Linked DNA regions of Homo sapiens: region 2 is linked to region 1. The links are chromatin loops, found by intact Hi-C in ENCODE. Cell type or tissue: endothelial cell of umbilical vein. All regions are shown on one strand. Links, peaks and the distances in the headings refer to the core of each region. The heading gives the core; the rest is flanking DNA.

The links. Peaks named below come from ENCODE experiments on the same cell type or tissue, not always from the same donor. Only the 100,000 strongest peaks of a DNase experiment are listed, where the experiment ranks them.
Region 2: it touches region 1 in a loop (8-fold over the local background); 2 of 110 quality-filtered maps call a loop at or near these places.

The regions. Positions count from the first base shown.
Region 1 is chrX:32,477,230-32,486,905 of GRCh38, forward strand. It overlaps DMD (dystrophin), which reads right to left. Exons shown (of 79, transcript NM_004006.3): 21 at 7,690-7,870. Among named protein-coding and RNA genes, the nearest start is that of MIR3915, 100 kb to the right of the region's middle. In endothelial cell of umbilical vein, for the core only: no CTCF peak of the experiment used is centred there; no DNase peak of the experiment used is centred there.
Region 2 is chrX:34,295,722-34,305,397 of GRCh38, forward strand. No RefSeq gene overlaps it. Among named protein-coding and RNA genes, the nearest start is that of FAM47A, 170 kb to the left of the region's middle. In endothelial cell of umbilical vein, for the core only: no CTCF peak of the experiment used is centred there; a DNase peak (open chromatin) is centred at 5,360.

The sequences.
Region 1 (9,676 bases), core at 759-8,758:
ACGTGCTGTAAATTATTGGGAAAATAAAAATTAAGGGCTCCTATCCTGCACTACTGTTTATCTTGAAAAGTAAAAAAAAAAATTCCATTAATATCTAGACATTTAATATAGCCATGTGAGGGATGGAAGTGATAAAGTATAGGCAAACTGACATCTAAAATTATAGTAAAGGAATACAAAAAAGAAGTTTTCTGCACCTTTTGTTTAAAAACTGCTTGTCTTTAACTCTTAAAAGAGGGAGGGGCTAAAGGGAAAAGAAGAGAGAAAAAAGGAGAGCAAAGGACAGACCAAGAGAGGCAAAGCAAGATTCTTTTGTGATAACAAAAGAGCTAAGTATGAAATTAGATGCTACATTTTCTAATACACATGAGTCTATGTCAAGGGCAAACCACTTTAACTGGAAAGCAAAGTAAACAGAGAAGTATATTGAAAATTCTGAGAGACATAACTATCGAGATAAAGAGATACCAGAGCAATCGGTTATATATAACACTTTACTGAAAAAAAAAATCTCTCCTCTTGAAAAATAGAACTACTCAGAAAATAGGCACTTAAGCATCAGAGAATGTACAATAGAGAGAAGGAAGACGTAACTGTGCCAACCAATAAGGTAGCAACTGGCTACCCGTCCGTTAAGCACTTGAAACGTGGCCAGTTTGAGTTGAGATGTTTTGTATATATAAAGACACACCAGATATTGGACAGTTCATACAAAAAGAATGTAAAGCTATTTCCACATTTTAAAATTTTAATTCTAAGATGAAACAATATTTTCAAATGACTTTTACCTGTTGATCTGTTAATGTGGTTTCTAGAACATTTAAAATTAAATATATGGCTCACATTATTTTTCTGTTGGATAGTGCTTAGATAGAAGCTGGAAAAGGCACCCATGTAATCCATTTAGGGGGAGAAAGAGATGATATGTTAGTAGTCTTAATATTGACAGCATTTAAAAACATTAGAAGTCCTGTTGTGAATATGAAATCGAGTCCAATTTGAATTCCCCATTATTACCTGTGGGGAAAAAAATGCACTGCACATGTGTGAAGAAGCTGAACTAATGACATATACCTACTTCGGCAAAATGCTCAACTTGAGCCTTTAATTCCATGCCAACCAGATCCCACCTTTTTCCTCATTCCCCATGATCAATCTAAAGTCAAGGAGATAATGCAATCAGCAAAGGCTCCAAACTTTATTAAATAACATAGACCATGACAAAAGTAAGCATTTCTCTAAAATGTGAACACTGACAAAGGTGTCAAGAAATACAACAGGACCCATGCATGATATATGATGATTAACATACTAGGAATGGTCCTTCAGATAATTACAAGTGCAAGGAAGTCTGAGTATAACTTGAATTTCTAATGTCAATATATAAGTTGTTTCCTTAGTTTGAAATACAAGGATCTTTGTGATTGGGAATTCAATCAACATTTTAGCCCAATTTCCTATCAAAATCAATATTCTATCCTCCAGTCAAAATATGCCTTTTAATTACTTCACGCCTTTTTGCTTATGCAACTTGCTCTGCTGAAAGTCGCTGCTGCTCAGGCTCCATTCTCACAAAGGGCACTTGGTGTGGTCTGACATGAGTGAAATAGATGGGTTTATAGGAATTTTATCTAAGATCACCATAGAATTTGTTTTATAAGTCATAAAACTCCAATGAACCAACTGAAATTGGGGTCATTTTCATAAATACTGCTCTATTATTCACCTCCTGGACAACTGATTTATTTTCCAGGTAAGTCTCATTTTTCTGACCAACTTTGTGTAAGTATAAACTACCACACTACAGAAATATTTATTAGAATTTAAGAGTTTTTTTCTTTTGCTGAATTTTCCCTTTTTCTAAAAGCAGCTCTATCCACTTAGCAATCCTATTTTCAAAATATCATGTTAAACTATTTCATATTTAACTAACAAATAATAATTATGTGTATTTATGGGGTATCATGTGATGTTTTGATCTATGTATGCATTGTAAAATATTCACTCAGGTTAATTAACATATTAATCACCTCACCAACTTATCTTTTTTTGTGATGCGGATATTAAAATCTATTCTTTTACCAATTTTGAAACATAGATTTTTATTAACTGTGTCCACCACGCAGTACTAGAGATCGCTACAATTTATTCCTCCAGTCTAACTGAAACTTTCTATCATTTGATCAACACCTTCCCTTTCCCAACCTTCCTCTTCCCCCCAGTCTCTGGTAACTACCTTTCTATTTTCTGTTTCTATAATTTGACTTTTTTTTGGATTTCTCATATAAGTGAGATCATACAGTATTTGTCTTTCTTTGCCTGGCTCATTTCAGCTAGCCTAATGTCCGCCAGTTCTATCTACATGGTGGCAAATGACAGAAATTCCTTCCTTTTAAAGACTGTATAGTATTCCATTGCATATATATATCATATATAGACACTGGAATATATTTATCACTATATATATATGTCACTATATATATCAGTATATATATCTCTATATATCAGTATATATAAATCACTATATATATCTACCACTATGCATATATCACTATATATATCACATTTTCTTTATCCATTCGTCCTGTAATAGACATTTAGGTTGTTTCCGTATCTTGGCTGTTATGAATAATGCTCAAATGGATATGGCATGGGCAACAAAAGCAAAAATAGACAAATTAGATTGCATCAAACTAAAAAGCTCCTGCACAGGAAAGGAAACTATTAACAGAGTGAAGAGGCAGCTCACAGATCAAGAGAAAATATTTGCAAACCAAATATCTGGTAAGGAGTTAATATCCAAAATATATAGAAACCTCAAAAAACTCAACAGCAAGAAAACAAATAACCTGATTTAAAAATGGGCAAGGGATATGAACAGACATTTCTCGCAATAAGAGGCACCAATGGCCAACAGATATGTGAAAAAATGCTCAACATCTCTAAACATCAGAAAAATGTGAAAACCACAATGATGTGTCACCTTACACATGTTAAAATTAGAACGGCTACTTTCAAAATGATGAAAGATAAATGTTGGAGAGGCTGTGGAGAAAAGTACACTTACACATTGTTGGTGGGAATGTAAATTAGTACAGCCATTTTGGAAAATAGTATGAGGTTCCTGTCACATAAATTTTATAAATGTGTGTGTGTGTGTGTGTGTGTGTGTATATGTCTACATGTGTATATACACAGTATGTGTCTATGTGTGTACATACACAGTATGTGTCTACGTGTGTACATACACAGTATGTGTCTACGTGTTTATATACACAGAATGTGTCTACGTGTGTATATACACAGTATGTGTCTACGTGTGTATATACACAATATTTGCCTACGTGAGTATTTACACAGTATGTGTCTGTGTGTGTACATACACAGTATGTGTATATATGTACATACGTATATGCACACACAACTTGTGTACATATACGTATATGTACACACAGCGTGTGTATATATATATGTATAGCTTTAACTTGGCATTTAGCGAGTTTTCCCATGATTCTTGAGGTCAGGGAACAATTCTTTTATCTCACAATAAGCACATAGCTTGCTTAAATAAACATGTCTGCTATGCTTGCTCTTGATGGTATTGATAAAAATAACACAATTTTTAAAAGGAACATTTACAAACAGTTTACCTAGTTTCTGGAGTGAAGGAGCAATGCAACAGATTATGTGTCTACTGGAACAAAACATTCCTTTGCCTAGATGTATTAAAAATAAAATTTTAAAATAAAAAATTTAAAATTTTAATAAAGTAAATTAGGTCAATTTCCTGAACTGCAGCTAGAAGAGTTACCTCACATCAAACTTTGTTTTAATTCCCAGTCTCAGCATCCTAACAGGGAGGGGTAGAGACTAACCATAGAGCTTGAAATTGTGGCCATGGAGAGCATCCTTGCTGGCTACCCTTAAAATTTTCTTCTACTGTCTCTGTAAGAGGTAAAAGTTATTTTCTTTCAATTCTGGCAAGAATATCTTCTGTGCTACACCTCCCCAGATCATCACCTCTTCAAGGGTTGAAATGATTTTTCTTTATCTTATCACAACTGTAGTTTAAGGTTCAATGGACTCTCCTCTGTGTGGCTATTCTTTCCACAAGTCTTCCTGCTTCTCCTCAGACTTGTATTGCATTTCTTCTTCACATACCAGCTAGAGGGTGAGTTTTGAAAAAATACAACTAAGGGTACTTAATTTCCTCAATTGAAATTCTTTCGGAAATGTCTACTGCTCTTAAAATCCAAACCTGTTATAGAAGTTCTATAAGAGCAATTCTACCCTCATCTTGTCCTAATCTTTCATTGATTTGTTACATTCCAGCCTTTCTGGCCTCCCTTATGTCTTCTGGACATGCCAAGCCCTCATTCTTCACCTTTGGCAATTTGTGTTTCTTTTCATTTCTCCTAATGTCCTTTCTCCAACTTATCATATAGCTGGCACCTGCACATTCTCCAGGTTTGGTTCTAACATCATCTCCCCAGAATCACGGTTTCAGACGCCAAAGTAATTATAATCTGCAATAATATTCAGATATTCAATTTTATTATCTTTCTTTCAATAAGCTCCATGAAGACATATTGCTCTTGATTTTCTCCACCATGTATATTACCTAGTGCCCAGCACTTTTACGGCATATACCAGGTGTTCAAAAATATTTCTTGAATTTATTAGTGAAAAAGTGAGCAAGACTCTGTTCTGAAAGCAATCTAATGGTGTAGAACAGAAGAGAATCATTTTGAAACTTTAGAACAGTCAAAACACTGGCTTTGTCATAACTAATAATGTCACTTTCTCCATTTTTGCAAAACTAAACCAAACCAATAAAATCCCTAATAATTATTTTAACATGATTTCCAAATTGTTAATGAAATAAACTCAAATTATATGACCAATCTTTTTCCTTCTTTACATTAAGAAATAAGGTTTCATTTTTTTCTTTGTTGAAACAATTATCTACAACAGACTAGATGCTGTGTTTCTATATTCATCTAGCATATAACATGAGTTTACTGGTTTTCAGTCTCTAGAAAAGTATTTTATCAACTGTCATGGGAAACAATTCCACCCCCTCATCCTCCCAGACCTAGGCAACCACTAATCTTATTTCTGCCTGTACAGATTTGCCTATTGTGGCCATTTTATATCAAGAGACTCATATAACATATGATCTTTTGTGACTGGCTTCTTTCACTCAGCATAATGTCTTCAAGGGTACTCCATGCTGTAGCATGTATCAGTACTTTCTCCCTTTTTATTGCTCAGTAACACTGCCTTGTATGGATGTGCCCATTTTCTTCATATAGTCATCACTGGATGGACATGTGGGTTTCTTCTACGTTTTGGCTATTATGAATAATGTTGTTATGGACATTCGTGTATACGATCTAGTTCTTACAGCATCCCATATCCATGCTTTTAGTTATTCAAACCCCATTAGCTTACTTGTGATATAGTTGTAATAACAAATACTCAATGTGTTTCTCTCTGAGGGTTAGGTAAAATGATGTATAAATTAGTTATGCATAGAGTAAAAAGTGCTTTGAAAATAGAATTTTATCTTTTTATATTATTTTCTTCTATCACTTATGTCAGGTAACAACTACCAATTCCTTATGCCATTTTCCAACACTGATAGTATATTTTAAAAGCCAGGTTTTTGTGTGAAAAAGCAAGTTTAAAAAAGTAAAGAGGAAATAAAAGTCAGTATGGATGCCTAGGCACTTCTGTTAGCTCTTATTTCCTGCATACTTAATACGTCCAAAGTACTGTGGAGGAATACAAGAAATGAGATTTACTCCCTGGTGCCAGTTCGGATATAATGCATACACATGTGCAATTATTTGAATTAATTTCAAATTAACAAAATCAACTGCTATGTAATTTCATATGCTACATTTTTCATTCCATATATATATATATATATACACCATATTTAATTAAAGGGTTATTTATTAATCTAGACAAGCATTCCAAAAGGGTGAATAGTAAAATTAAAGATGTGTAGCTACAGTGGAAGTGGGGACAATTTGTTTACATATAATAGCAGTGAAAAAGTTAGGAAGTTTTATAAACAATCATCGTTTGTAGGTATGAAATTTAAAAAAGAGAAGAAAGATGATAGGGATGGATGGATGGATGGAGAGCTGTATGAATAGAGACTATATATTATTACGTATTTATATTGTAACATCATAGACAAATCTCAGTTATCAAACATTGCTATTCTGAACATCTTTAAAGTAAATGATAAAAAGTTGAACTTTAATATGATTAAGAGGTATATACAGATTAAAGTAAATTTCCAGTGAAATGGCTCCTTTGCACAACAATTGCTGCATAGCCACTAAATGTATTTAACTTTAAGGGGGAGTTATGTATGTAATGACAAGTGAAAATACATTATTGTTAAATATGTCAATATTTGAAAATCTAGGACATTTAAAATATTTTCCCAAATTGATTTTGCAGAGGCACAGTAACAAGTATACTGAAATCCACTAGAGGGAGCTGATACTATTTATAAAGTTTTACTACCTGTACAGGAAAATAAACCCCTTAGCAAAAACGACTCTGAAGTACAAAAAAAAAAAAAAAAAAAAAAAGTATTTATCCTTTGCTTTATTTAGCTCATTTCATTTTTGTAAAAAATGAAAAGCTGGGAAATGAGAAAAGCGTTGTGTATCACTACATTAATTCTGGAAATGATATTATATGGTGAATTCTTTAAATATTTACAAAGAAAAGCAATAGGATAATATATTTTCCAACTAATTTAAGTTTTAGTAGTAAACAAACACATGTTCCTGTGCTTCTCATGACAAATTTGGGACAGAGATTTTTTCAGAAAAATACTTTTATCTTAATGCCTTCAAACCCGATTTTACTCAATAATTCCTTTTGTGTGCACATGAACACATATATGCATGTATATAGTGAATCAAAACCCCATTTACTATTTCTTAAAGGTGGTCATTCATCTGTCTCTGAAAAGAATTTTTGTCTTAAAACTAAGTTGATGAGTAGAGATATTTTGGAGCAGATACTATGTATTAACATCATCTTATTAAAGCAATTCAGGAAGAGACAAAAGAAACATCTTGAAAAATTTGCTAGTCGCATGGCATGAATTTGCATAATTGCTCCACTTTTATCTTTTATCATCAAAGGAAAAAATAGGATTTATGTAATTATAGTGATCCAGTAGTAAAATGTAGCCCAAAGAATAATTTGTCCTTTGCTGAGTTTCAGTTGCCACATGTATGCTAAAGCTATAATACTCTTCAGATAAATTGACAGAAATATTAGAAGATGCCTAGCAAATATCCTTGTATATACAGCGAGCCAGACTTAATTGAAGTGTATTCATATGACCTCAACTGCTCTTTTATTTTCTTCTATATTCAAAACATCTGATTTTGAAATCTACAATCCCCCAAGGAGAAGCTATTCCCATACAAAACATGTTTTGTTTCTCAAAGTCACAAAATTATTATGAGGACAAAAAAATCTACAGACAGCTTATCTGTTACACCAGTATTTCGTTCCTTGTTAATACAGGTTGTAGGGAGAATGGTTCCATTTACAGAAATTATTGTTTCATGTTAGTACCTTCTGGATTTCCCCACAAATAACCATTTTGGAAAATGTCAAGTTAGCCATTTTAGGCTTTTTACTTACTTGTCTGTAGCTCTTTCTCTCTGGCCTGCACATCAGAAAAGACTTGCTTAAAATGATTTGTAAAGGCCACAAAGTCTGCATCCAGGAACATGGGTCCTTGTCCTTTCTCTTTCAGGGCTATGCTTTGAATTTTTAATCGTTCAATTTGAGGTTGAAGATCTGATAGCCGGTTGACTTCATCCTGTGCCATAGAGTATGGAAAGTAAGTAACACGTTTACTTTGCATACATTACATTTTGCAAAAGAAGGTATTAAAAAGCAGTAAGGCAAGTTTAGCTTAATACCCTTCACAAATATCTGATAAGAAACATCCATGACAGTATAGACAAGCCTCTATCACCAGCCATACATTTAAGGATACCTTGGCTCTTTGTTCAATATGTATCATCCTATATAATGATATTTAAATTTCAAGATGACATAATTTAGAGCATTAATGGGTATGAATGCGTACAGTGGAAAAATACTATGCATGACCTTAAATCCTTTCCATAAATCAAATATAGGTGTTTGGCTGCACCCCTCTTATATCAAAATGATGTGCGCTTGCTTCAAATTTTAAGCTCACTCAATGAACAATATTTTCTCTTTCATTTCTGCAAAATATAAATTACATATATACCTACATATATGTATATGTGTATACTATAATTATAAATATATTTTGATACAATTATATAGATTATATACACACATATAAAATCTATATAATACTTATACATATGTATGTACACACCCAAATATAAAAATATATCTATAATCTTCTATGTTTTGTATGGTCTCATTACTTCTCCTGACCAAACAGGCAACCACTGCTTTTTTTTTTTTTTTTTTTTTTTTTTGGGACAGAGTCTCGCTCTTGTTGCCCAGGCTGGAGTGCAATGACGCGATCTTGGCCAAATGCAACCTTCACATTCCAGGTTCAAGCGATTCTTCTGCCTCAGCCTCCTGAGTAGCTGGGATTACAGGTGCCCGCTACCGTGTCCAGCAAATTTTTTTTATTTTTAGTAGAGATGGAGTTTCACTGTTGGCCAGGCTGGTCTCAAACTGCTGACCTCATGATCCACCCACCTTGGCCTCCCAAAGTGCTGGGATTACAGGTGTGAGCCACCGCGCCCAGCCAATTGCCACTTTTTAAATTACGGTGGCTGTCCAGGTTTCCTCTTGTTGTCCTGGCATAATTATTAGTAGCACCCTGTTTCACTCTCAGTAGTACCCTGGTTTGTATGATAAAATCACATGAACACTGCTGTACTGTCACTAGCTCATGTGGCAACTGGGCACCTGAAATGTGGCTGGTCCAAATTTAGATGCATGAAATTACCAAAATATGTTTAATTCTGAAGATTAAGAAAAGCTAAGAACATAATCTCAAAGTTTTTAAATACTGATTACACTTTCAAATAATATTTTTGATGAATCAGGTTAAATAAAATGTACTATTGAAATTCAATTACCGTTTCTTTTTCCTTTCCTAATATAGTTTCTAGACCATTTTAAATTACATATGTGGCTTGAATTTGTGGCTAGCACTGTATTTCTTTTGGACAATGACTTTCTTCACAGAATTGGAAAAAACTACTTTAAAGTTCATATGGAACCAAAAAAGAGCCCGCATCGCCAAGTCAATCCTAAGCCAACAGGACAAAGCTGGAGGCATCACACTACCTGACTTCAAACTATACTACAAGGCTACAGTAACCAAAACAGCATGGTACTGGTACCAAAACAGAGATATAGATCAATGGAACAGAACAGAGCCCTCAGAAATAACGCCGCATACCTACAACTATCTGATCTTTGACAAACCTGACAAAAACAAGCAATGGGGAAAGGATTCCCTATTTAATAAATGGTGCTGGGAAAACTGGCTAGCCATATGTAGAAAGCTGAAACTGGATCCCTTCCTTACAACTTATACAAAAATCAATTCAAGATGGATTAAAGATTTAAACGTTAGACCTAAAACCATAAAAACCCTAGAAGA
Region 2 (9,676 bases), core at 1,049-9,048, 1.8 Mb after region 1:
TTGGGAAGGGCCAGGGGCAGAATGATATGGTTTGGCTGTGACCACCCCCCCCAAATCTTATCTTGAATTGTAGCTTGCATTATCCCCATGTGTCATGGGAGGGACCCAGTGGGAGGTAATTGAATCATGGGGGTGGTTATTTCAATGCTGTTCTCATGATAGTGAGTGAGTTCTCATGAGATCTGGTGATTTCATAAAGGGCTTTTCTCTTTTTACTCAGCACTTCTCCTTGCTGCTACCATGTGAAGAAGAATGTGTTTTCTTCCCCTTCTGCCATGATTGTAAGTTTCCTGAGGCCTCCCCAGCCCTGTAGAACTGTGAGTCAATTAAACCTCTTTCCTTTATAAATTACCCAGTCTCAGGTATTTCTTTATAGCAGCCATGAGAACAGACTAATACATAACTCTTGTGAATTTTGAAATTCAGTTAAAGAAATGTTTCACTGCCTGAAATAAAGTGGCTCTCTCTGCCATCTAAACTTTTAAATTACTTAGTACTACTGGAATATAACAGAAGATTCATGCCTTTAACAGGGATGAAGCAGGAGAAATCAGTCAGAGGAAAGGAGGGTTGGTAAACTTGATCTTTGCCATCTGTTCAAATTGCACTGAGTATAGTGAATCTTTTTAACAGAAGTCATTTTTCATCTACTGTATGTGGCTTTGGCAAAAGTAGTTTATTATTGTTTTAGCTTTACACCATAGACCCAAGATATGAATAGTGGGAAGGAAATATTATTACAGCTTGGTTCCCCTGTATTCTCTAGAAGATCACTAGAATATTGATTTCCTTTTGGCCTGATTCACTGTACAATGGTTTTATATGGGTGGGTTGTAAGAAACAAGAATTTATATATATATATATATATATATATATATACACACACACACACACACACACACACACACACACACGCACACACACACACATATATGCATATATAATTATACACATACAATTTCCTGTCTGTTTATTATCCATAATAAACACCTATTTTTATTATTTCAAAATAAATTACATTGAGATTTCTTGATTTGCCTGGAGAAATAAGGACAAGGTGCCTAGCTAAAATTAGAATTAAATGACTGGATTTTAGAGACAGGAATACGAGCTTGACTAGGTCCCAACTTACACTATATTCAATTTAAAAATCTAAGAAATGGCAAAAGCAATTCAACACATTTCTAGAAATTAAATGGTAAAGCCTAAGAGTGAAGGCTGAAACAATGCTACTGAATTAAGCTGCTGCAATCATTATGTACCTGTGGTTCCCAATTTTAATGTATTTTCACTGCATCAGGAAAACTTCCAGAAGACTAATAAAGGTGTTAAGAAGTAAAGCTAACTCCGACATACAGTCTCCCTGGCAATATATTTTTGTATTTTGTTTTGTTGTAATGCTGGTGACACTCCAGTTTGGTGCAGCCACAGGAACTGACATTTTCCAATCACTCTGGCATTTACAGCCCCCTCTTCACTCCGCATCCCACTGGGATCCTCCTCCTCAGAACTCACCGGCAAGGCTCGGCCTGCCTTCGCCACTGCCAGTCTTGTTTCATTTTGGTTTGATGAGTGGAGGTGCAGAGAGGGTGAGAGTGTTGTAACTAAGGACAGAAGTGAATGATAGCACATTTGTATTACGCAGCCACCCTTTTCTATTCCCAACTGAAGATCACCCTTAGGGATATGTGGTTTAAAAAGTAGCTGAGAGAAATAGCCAAAGGAAGAGGAAAATGGATGCGAGAAAGAACGTGAAACGAGCCTTCATACCACTCTCACTCCAGTCTCCCTTTCCTCTATTGCAGTTTTTCTCTTCTCTATGCTGATTTTTACTCCTCAGACAACTCTATTCCAGATTCCTTGTTTCTTCATTTGTGAAGCTCATCTTCATCTCTGCATGTCCTTGTCTCTGTCTTACTCGAAGCCAATCTCAGGGCCATGCCCCTATACATGTTTTTATTAATCCACCCTGAGTAATATGGTTGGTAAAATTCAAAGTGATCAAAAATGCCCTTTGGGATTGCATATATAATGTGAATTCCCTTGCTACTTTATATGACTACATGAGAAAGTTTGAACTCTCTGAAATAATGATAGGGCACTATAAAATGCACGGCGTTATTAATATAATCATATTTTTTCATGTTATAAGTACCAGAAATAGCAGGTGTCTGTATTCTGCTAACAAGCTCTGTAGCTACACATGCTGACATACTGGGAGTTCTAGAGGCAGTTCTAAATAAGTATAAAAATGCAACAAATGGCAAACCATTTATTAATCTCTTTAAGCTAAATTTTTTTCAAGTTATTTTTACAGTATCTTTTAAAACAAAATCCCATATGAAAGTAAATAAATTCTAAAAATTATAAAGCCTAGAATTTCACAGCATTGCCCAAATAGTTATGAGCTTTGTCCATATGTCAGTAGAGTTACAGTAAACTTAGTGATTAAGTTTTTCACTCAACACATTTCCAATAATTGCTTTTTCTGGATAGTGCACTGTACTAAATCCTATGGGAGATACACAAATACATAAACAATAGTCCTTATGCTCTAGAATTTTAAAGTTTGGTTATAATGGAAAGCGTATAGTCAAATAAACCCACAGATGAATGTCAAATAAATGAAGCACATAATGTATAGTATAGGAATTTAGAGTAGGAACAAATCCTTTTTGGAGAAAATGATTGTAGAAGTTAAAAGGAGCAGACAGCATTTAAACTGGACACTGAAATAAAATTCTACTTGGCAGAAAATTGAAGAGGTGATTAAAATAGCAATAACAACAGCAATTTTAATAATAATAACAACAAAGCAATCATGATGAAGTTCATTTTTGGAGCATGTCCTATATAATAATTTCAATGTTAACCCTTTATCTGTCTTATTTCATTTAATATTCAAAACAACCCGATGAGCTAGGAACTATCATTATGCTATTTTCAAAGATGAGGAAATTTGAACTTAGGGGAATAAAACAATTGGTCAAGAATATAGGGAATATAAATAAAAAGACCATAGTTTGAAAATAGGCTATTGTACAACATTCAAGCAAATGTACTGGTTCCAGTCTGTTTGTCTTAGATTCATTCATTGTTCTTTCTTGTCTCTATTTTGTGTCACATGATAGCAGACCCATACATGCAGCTTACTTTTTACCAGATTCAGCCAAATAGAGACACTGATGGGATATGACGGGTTAGAAAGAAGCTAAGAGATTTCTCTCCATTGTCTCTCTACTTTGGTTACCTCTTCCAGCAGCCACTGTGTAACCTCCCTGGCTCTACTATGTGTGAGACAAAACACGTATGGTCCAGTATTGACCAGGTTATCTGGCCCTGGGCTCCCTCACAATCTTCTCCTTAACTGTCCAGTATAGGAGTTGATTGAAGTAGATTCCTGTTCTTGCTAATCCCTCCATTATCCTGCTAGCCCTTCTTTACTTCTCAGCAATTTCATCACTGGTGCTACTAATTTCCACTATCAAACTCCCATTTGTAGAGACTTGATGTGATTTCTATTTTATTTTTATCTATGAGCAGGTACAATAAAATAAAATTTCAAAATATATTTAATAGAAAGGACACAAGCAAAGATTTCAAAGTGAGGAAATAGTAGCCACATTTACAAAGCTAATGGACTAGTTTTATTGGAGTAGGGAACTCAGGAAGTGGAATTCTGAGAATGAGTTTTGAAGGTACAAGATGGTGGATGAGTTTGAATGGTGGGGTTTATGCAACAGGAAATACAGAGTGATTCAAAGTTTGGAAAGAGTAATCTGAAATTCAGCAGTATGGGTTTGGTGAAGGAATGATGTCAAAGAAAAACTGCACCAAATTGAGTAAACGGGCAAGGAAGAATATTGCAACAGGAGTCAAGATGATTACAAAAGGAAGAGAGATTGCACTCAACTCTGCTGATGTAGAAAAATGGGAGAGATGTTAAGTGCCAAAGATAGCTAGTGGAAAAGAACTGGAGGACCTCAGGGAGGAAGTTGGTCAATGTGATTAGGCCATCTGTGTGTGCTAATTGATGCTTATCTAAGTTAGGCTCCTACCCTCCCACAGAGACTGAAAATAGGGGTGCTATCTTTCTTGATGTTTACATTTCAAAGGGATGGCTTCCAGGTCCTTGAGAAAGACATTCCTGGGTTATAAAAGTCAGAAGACGCTGGGGGATTTATATCTCAGAGGGGCAAAGAATTTACAATTGTACTTTTTCTAAAGTAAATGCCTTAAGAAAAGAAAGGTCAGGGACCTACAGTCAAGAAGAAACCTGTCTAAAATTTAGTCAAGCTGAGGAGAACATTAAGGACATCTTGATCAGTGAATAAAATTAAGGAGACCAGTAGAAGGTCATATAAGGTCATAATCTAAAGGTGTAGCAGAGAAAATGTGTAAAAATAATCAACAGAAATTGTCTGCTGGTTAGATATAGGTCAGGAAGAATAAGAAAGGGCAAATACAAGGTAAACTCAACTATTTTTCTCAGAGGGATGTGGCTTTAATATAAATGAAATAAGTGGAAATAATAACCCATTGGTATAAGGGGAAAGCCAATTGAATGGATGACCAATTCGAATTACTAGATTGATAATAGTCATTAACCAGTCGAGGACTAGCAAACCTCCAACAACATTTATTAGATGTATTTCTGTCTGAGAGAATGGAGAAATATTAATTATTTAAATGTAACCACTACTTTGTTTCCATGTGGTTTTTAAAAACATATTTTGAAGACAAATAATGGGAAAGTAATATGTATCACTAAAACCTTGAAGTGAATAACATAATTTGATCCTATTTTTATCTTTCTCTAGGTAAAGGAGAAAAAAAAAAAGATAGGGACGAAATAAACAAGAATGAGGTGATGTTTGCCCACATTGTGGGTCAATGTTTTCATATATTTATCTCATGTAATTCTCAAACAACCATGAAGCATGAAGAAGATATTATCTACCCTATCTTCAGATTAAACTTTGTTTACAAGGTAACAACCAATTGCAGAGCTGCCTTTGAATCTAAGTCTACCGAACTTCAAGATCTATACTCTGTTTGCTACAACAAGGTGCTTGGGATAAGTAGACTTCAATGAGCAGAGAAATTGATTGGAACTTGCATGAAATGATGACAAGTTTTTCTGATCAAAGGCCTTTGCTCTGCTAATGCATCAAATTACAGGTGGTTTCCTCACAAACACTCAATTTTTGCAGAGCTATTCACACTTCAGGTGAAAGTATATTTTTTTTTCAAGGATTAACCATTATTATTGGCTTTTCATATGTTAACTAAATCCATGCTGTTGTTGGAGGCAGTGCTACAGTTTGATGTGCTTGTTTGCCATGATGCAACTTGGTCGCCCTCTGGAGGCTATTTTTAGGATTGACTAGCAAGTCTTAATTTTGAAGAAAGGTCTTAACAATTTAACAACTCATTTTAAAGGTGTGGAAATTATGTATATATCATACTTAATTTTAAAGTTTCAAAGCATTGGGTCCAAAATATTGAGAGACTATTTTAAAATGTTCAATTTAACATTTTATGGCACAGAATATTTGGAATTTCACTTTCCCTTTGGAAATACAGATGGTCATGATTCCCTTTTCATCATGGAAAATCTATCTATACTGGGGTTCTTTTTTTCTTCCCCACTAAGAACACAAGGGCAATTAGCTCTATATAATAAAAAATAAACTATATGATATAATATTTTTCACTTTATTGGAAACAAAATCTGTGGTTTTAGGTACAGAAACCCATCTCTATATTTCCAGATTATTTGTATTTTCCTTTCTACCAGAGACAAAAGATGACAGCTTACAAAGATCTTTCTAAACAGAATGTCTTGAAGGATAAAAATGTTTTGTTCCCTAGTTCGTTCTTTTCAGTTTTTTTGTTGAAAGAGTATTATTCCAGTTAGTGAAAAATATACAGGCAAAGTGTTTTCCATATATTTATGACAGCTGCCATGACTTAGCTATAACTATTTTTCACAAAGTAAGCAGTTATGAGTTGCAACTTTAAACCTAGTGATTCTTTATTTGATTAAATGAATGTCAGCTTTTAAACAAATGAGCAGATGGAGAAGTCAGCCTCAGTCACTATTTGGAGTACATCATACAACCAGAGTTGTATAAAAGTCCTGTAACATGAATTTGTTATGGAGGTCTCTCCAGTCTCCTGAGACCATTTCACACTGTTTCTCACTGTGACTTTATATTCCATTGCTAAATGTTTTAGTGCAGTGTTTGAGACCCTGAAATATTTATTTTTTTAATTTTTAAATTTTATTTATTTATTTATTTATTTATTTATTTTTTGAGACGGAGTCTGGCTCTGTCACCCAGGCTGGAGTGCAGTGGCACGATCTCGGCTCACTGCAAACTCCACCTCCCGGGTTCATGCCATTCTCCTGCCTCAGCCTCCCGAGTAGCTGGGACTACAGGTGCTCGCCACCATGCCCGGCTCTTTTTTTTTGTATTTTTAATAGAGATGGGGTTTCACCGTGTTAGCCAGGATGGTCTCGATCTCTTGACCTCGTGATCCGCCCGCCTCAGCCTCCCAAAGTGCTGGGATTACAGGCGTGAGCCACCGCGCCTAGCCGACCCTGAAATATTTAACAAGACAAATACATAATGCTTACTACATGGCTTCCTTATATCACTCCTCAGTTATTTCCTTGTAACAACTGGACACAGCCCCAGGGCCCTATCCAGCAGAAAGGTGGTGTCAAGCACTGCGTGTTGTATTCTATGATCTTTGGCCCTCCAATTGCCTTTTAGCCACTTTCTTGACACCTCAACACATGTTCCAGCAGAACATTTCTTAAGGCACAGACTTTTAGGGAGTCTTGAATCCATGCTGGAAATGGAGAGGGGAGAATGGAGGAAGAGAAGGGAAAAATACAGGAAAGACAAACACAAATATTTTTTATAAATCTTTCAGCCACAAAAATTATAGGCACCATGCAGAGCAAGTGGGGAAATTTAGATTCATGCATTAATTTACCAATTAGAATGACAGATAAGAGTGAATAAAGAAGTATCTAAGAGGTAAATTGGATAGGATTGGCAATTGATAGGATATAGTGGATGATGAGAGAGGGTGAAGTCAAAGTTAATGGCTAGACTTCTGGTTTATATAACTGAATGAATGGTGCCACCATACACTAAGACAAACAAAGATGGAGCAGGACAGATTAGAGGTTGCGGGAGAGCATGCATATGTTGAGTTTTATGTTTATTTAAAATAAACAGGTTGAGATGTTAAATAGGTACTGGATATACAGAATTTAAAACTGAGGTCTTGGATACAGCAGGTCCTCAAATAACGAAGTTTAATTTAACATCATTTAGTCATAAAGTTGATGAGAAAAAAAAATTAACTCCCACCTGAGGCCACAGTCTACGTGGAGTTTGCACATTTTCCCCATGTCTGTGTGGGTTTTGGCCTCATACTCTGGTTGCTTCCCACATCCCAAAGCTGTGCACATTAGCTGAATTGGCATGTCTACATGGTTCCAGTTTGAGTGAGTATGAGTGTGTGAGTGAGTGTGACCTACGATTGGATGGCTTCCCTGCCAGGGCTGGTTTTTGCCTGGAACCCTGAGATGCTGGGATAGGTTCCCATCACCCACCATTCTGAAATGAAATAAGCAGGATGGAAAATGAATGAATGAATGAATGAATGAGTACAAATTATTGTCAAGTAAAAATTTGTTAAGTACATGACAATCCTACAAATGCACATTTATTATCATGCCAAAAGTGCTCAGGGAGCATGCTATATTTCCTATTATTTGTTTTTGAACTTTATGGTACAAGGGGGTACTCCTGAAAATTTTCACTTTGCAAACATTTATTTCATAATTTAACCCATCACTGCTGTGACTGCCATCATTCACTGATTCACCAAAAAAAAAAAAAAAAAAAAAGTGGATCACTAACTATCTTACTTGATTTTATCAATTTAACTTAAATGTATGTGTAGCTCACATTTATTTCAATGTTTAATATTAGAAGTGTTTTTGTTTTTTATTTATAAGTTTGGTGATGGTTTTGTTACCAAAAATAGTCCATTAGAACTTATCTCTTATTTATATCTACTAGCCTATGGAAAAATTGGTTTCATTATGCATAGTTTTGCTTAAAGTCAGAGTTTTCAAAAATCTATCCACAATGTTAAAAGAGGACTTATTGTACATGTATGTCCAATTTTCATGGGGGTGGAAATTAAAGCTGTGGAAAGAATTTATATTTCCATAAAATATCTTGATAATTTTATAGAAACCCACATATTTTATGCTACTAAAGTGAGAGAATATAATAGTCTAGAATTGAATTTTGAAAAATTTCAACACTTAATGTTTGGAAAGAAGATGTATCTGCAAAAGAGATGGAGATTGAGCAACCACAGAGATAAGCGAAAACCAGGAGAGTCTTAGCCCAAGGAAAATTAAACTTAAAAGAGGGAAGCAAATTCTACTTACAGATCAAGTAACTATAAGATTGTATCTTTTAGTTTATTGAGGACATAGAGCCCCAAGGCCCAAGCCAACAAGAATAGGAGATCGAGACCATCCTTGCCAACATGGTAAAACCCTGTCTCTACCAAAAATACAAAAAATTAAGCTGGGCGTGGTGGCACGTGCCTGTAGTCCCAGCTACTCGGGAGGCTGAAGCAGGAGAATTGCTTGAACCCGGGAGGTGGAGGTTGCAGTGAGCCGAGATTGCGCCACTGTACTCCAGCCTGGCAACAGAGCAAGACTCCATCTCAGGAAAAAAAAAAAAAAAAAAAAAAAAAAAAAAGAAGATAATATCTACCCATTGCTTCTATGAACTTGGAAATTAGTAATAAACTGTTTTTTATTGGAGTGGTAAAGGCTGGATTCTGTTAGAAGTAGACTAAAGAATGAGTAGGTGATGAAGTGAAGATACTGAATACAGAAAAAAACATTTCTTAGGAATTGAAAAATTATGGTTTTGAAAAAGAGGAGAGGGGAAAGATAATCAAAGCAGAGGATGTGTGGAAAAATGGTGAGTTTGATTTTGCATTTCTTCTTTGTTTTATTCTTCTTTTTAACCGTTTTTTCCCTAATTTGGAAGATGTTTTAATGCTAATGGAAGGGTGAGAAAAATATATTAAATAATATAAGGATTCTGAGAAGGTAGAAGTAGATGTAATCCAAAGCAGGATTGAAGAAATTGCCTTTAGTATAAACAGGGCTTTTGTTCTATTAAATGACCAAAGGGGATAAAGATGGGAGCAGAGCTGGTAAATGCATTATGTTCACTAACAGAAAATTTCCTCTCTAATGTCTTTTATTTTCTTTTCTGTGAATTAGAAGAGATTATCTCCTGATAGTACAGCAAATGGTGGGAATATAGACAGTTAAAGATAGTGTGGAATGATAGAAAAACACATTGTAAAGAATGTAATGACTGTTCCTGATAAACGAAGCAGAATTAAAGGTCAATATTGAAGGATCTTTGATGTCACTGATCATGAATTTATAAAGGAAACAATCTAAACCTTTATGTAATTTTCTCAGGTAGCCTTTTAAAGGTAGAGGTCAAAAAAAGTGAAAGCAGTGGTTTCGGGTTTATCCATGTTTGGATACAATGAAAAGACACTAGAGCAAGGGAGTTTAGAATACAATCAGAAATAATAGGCATTG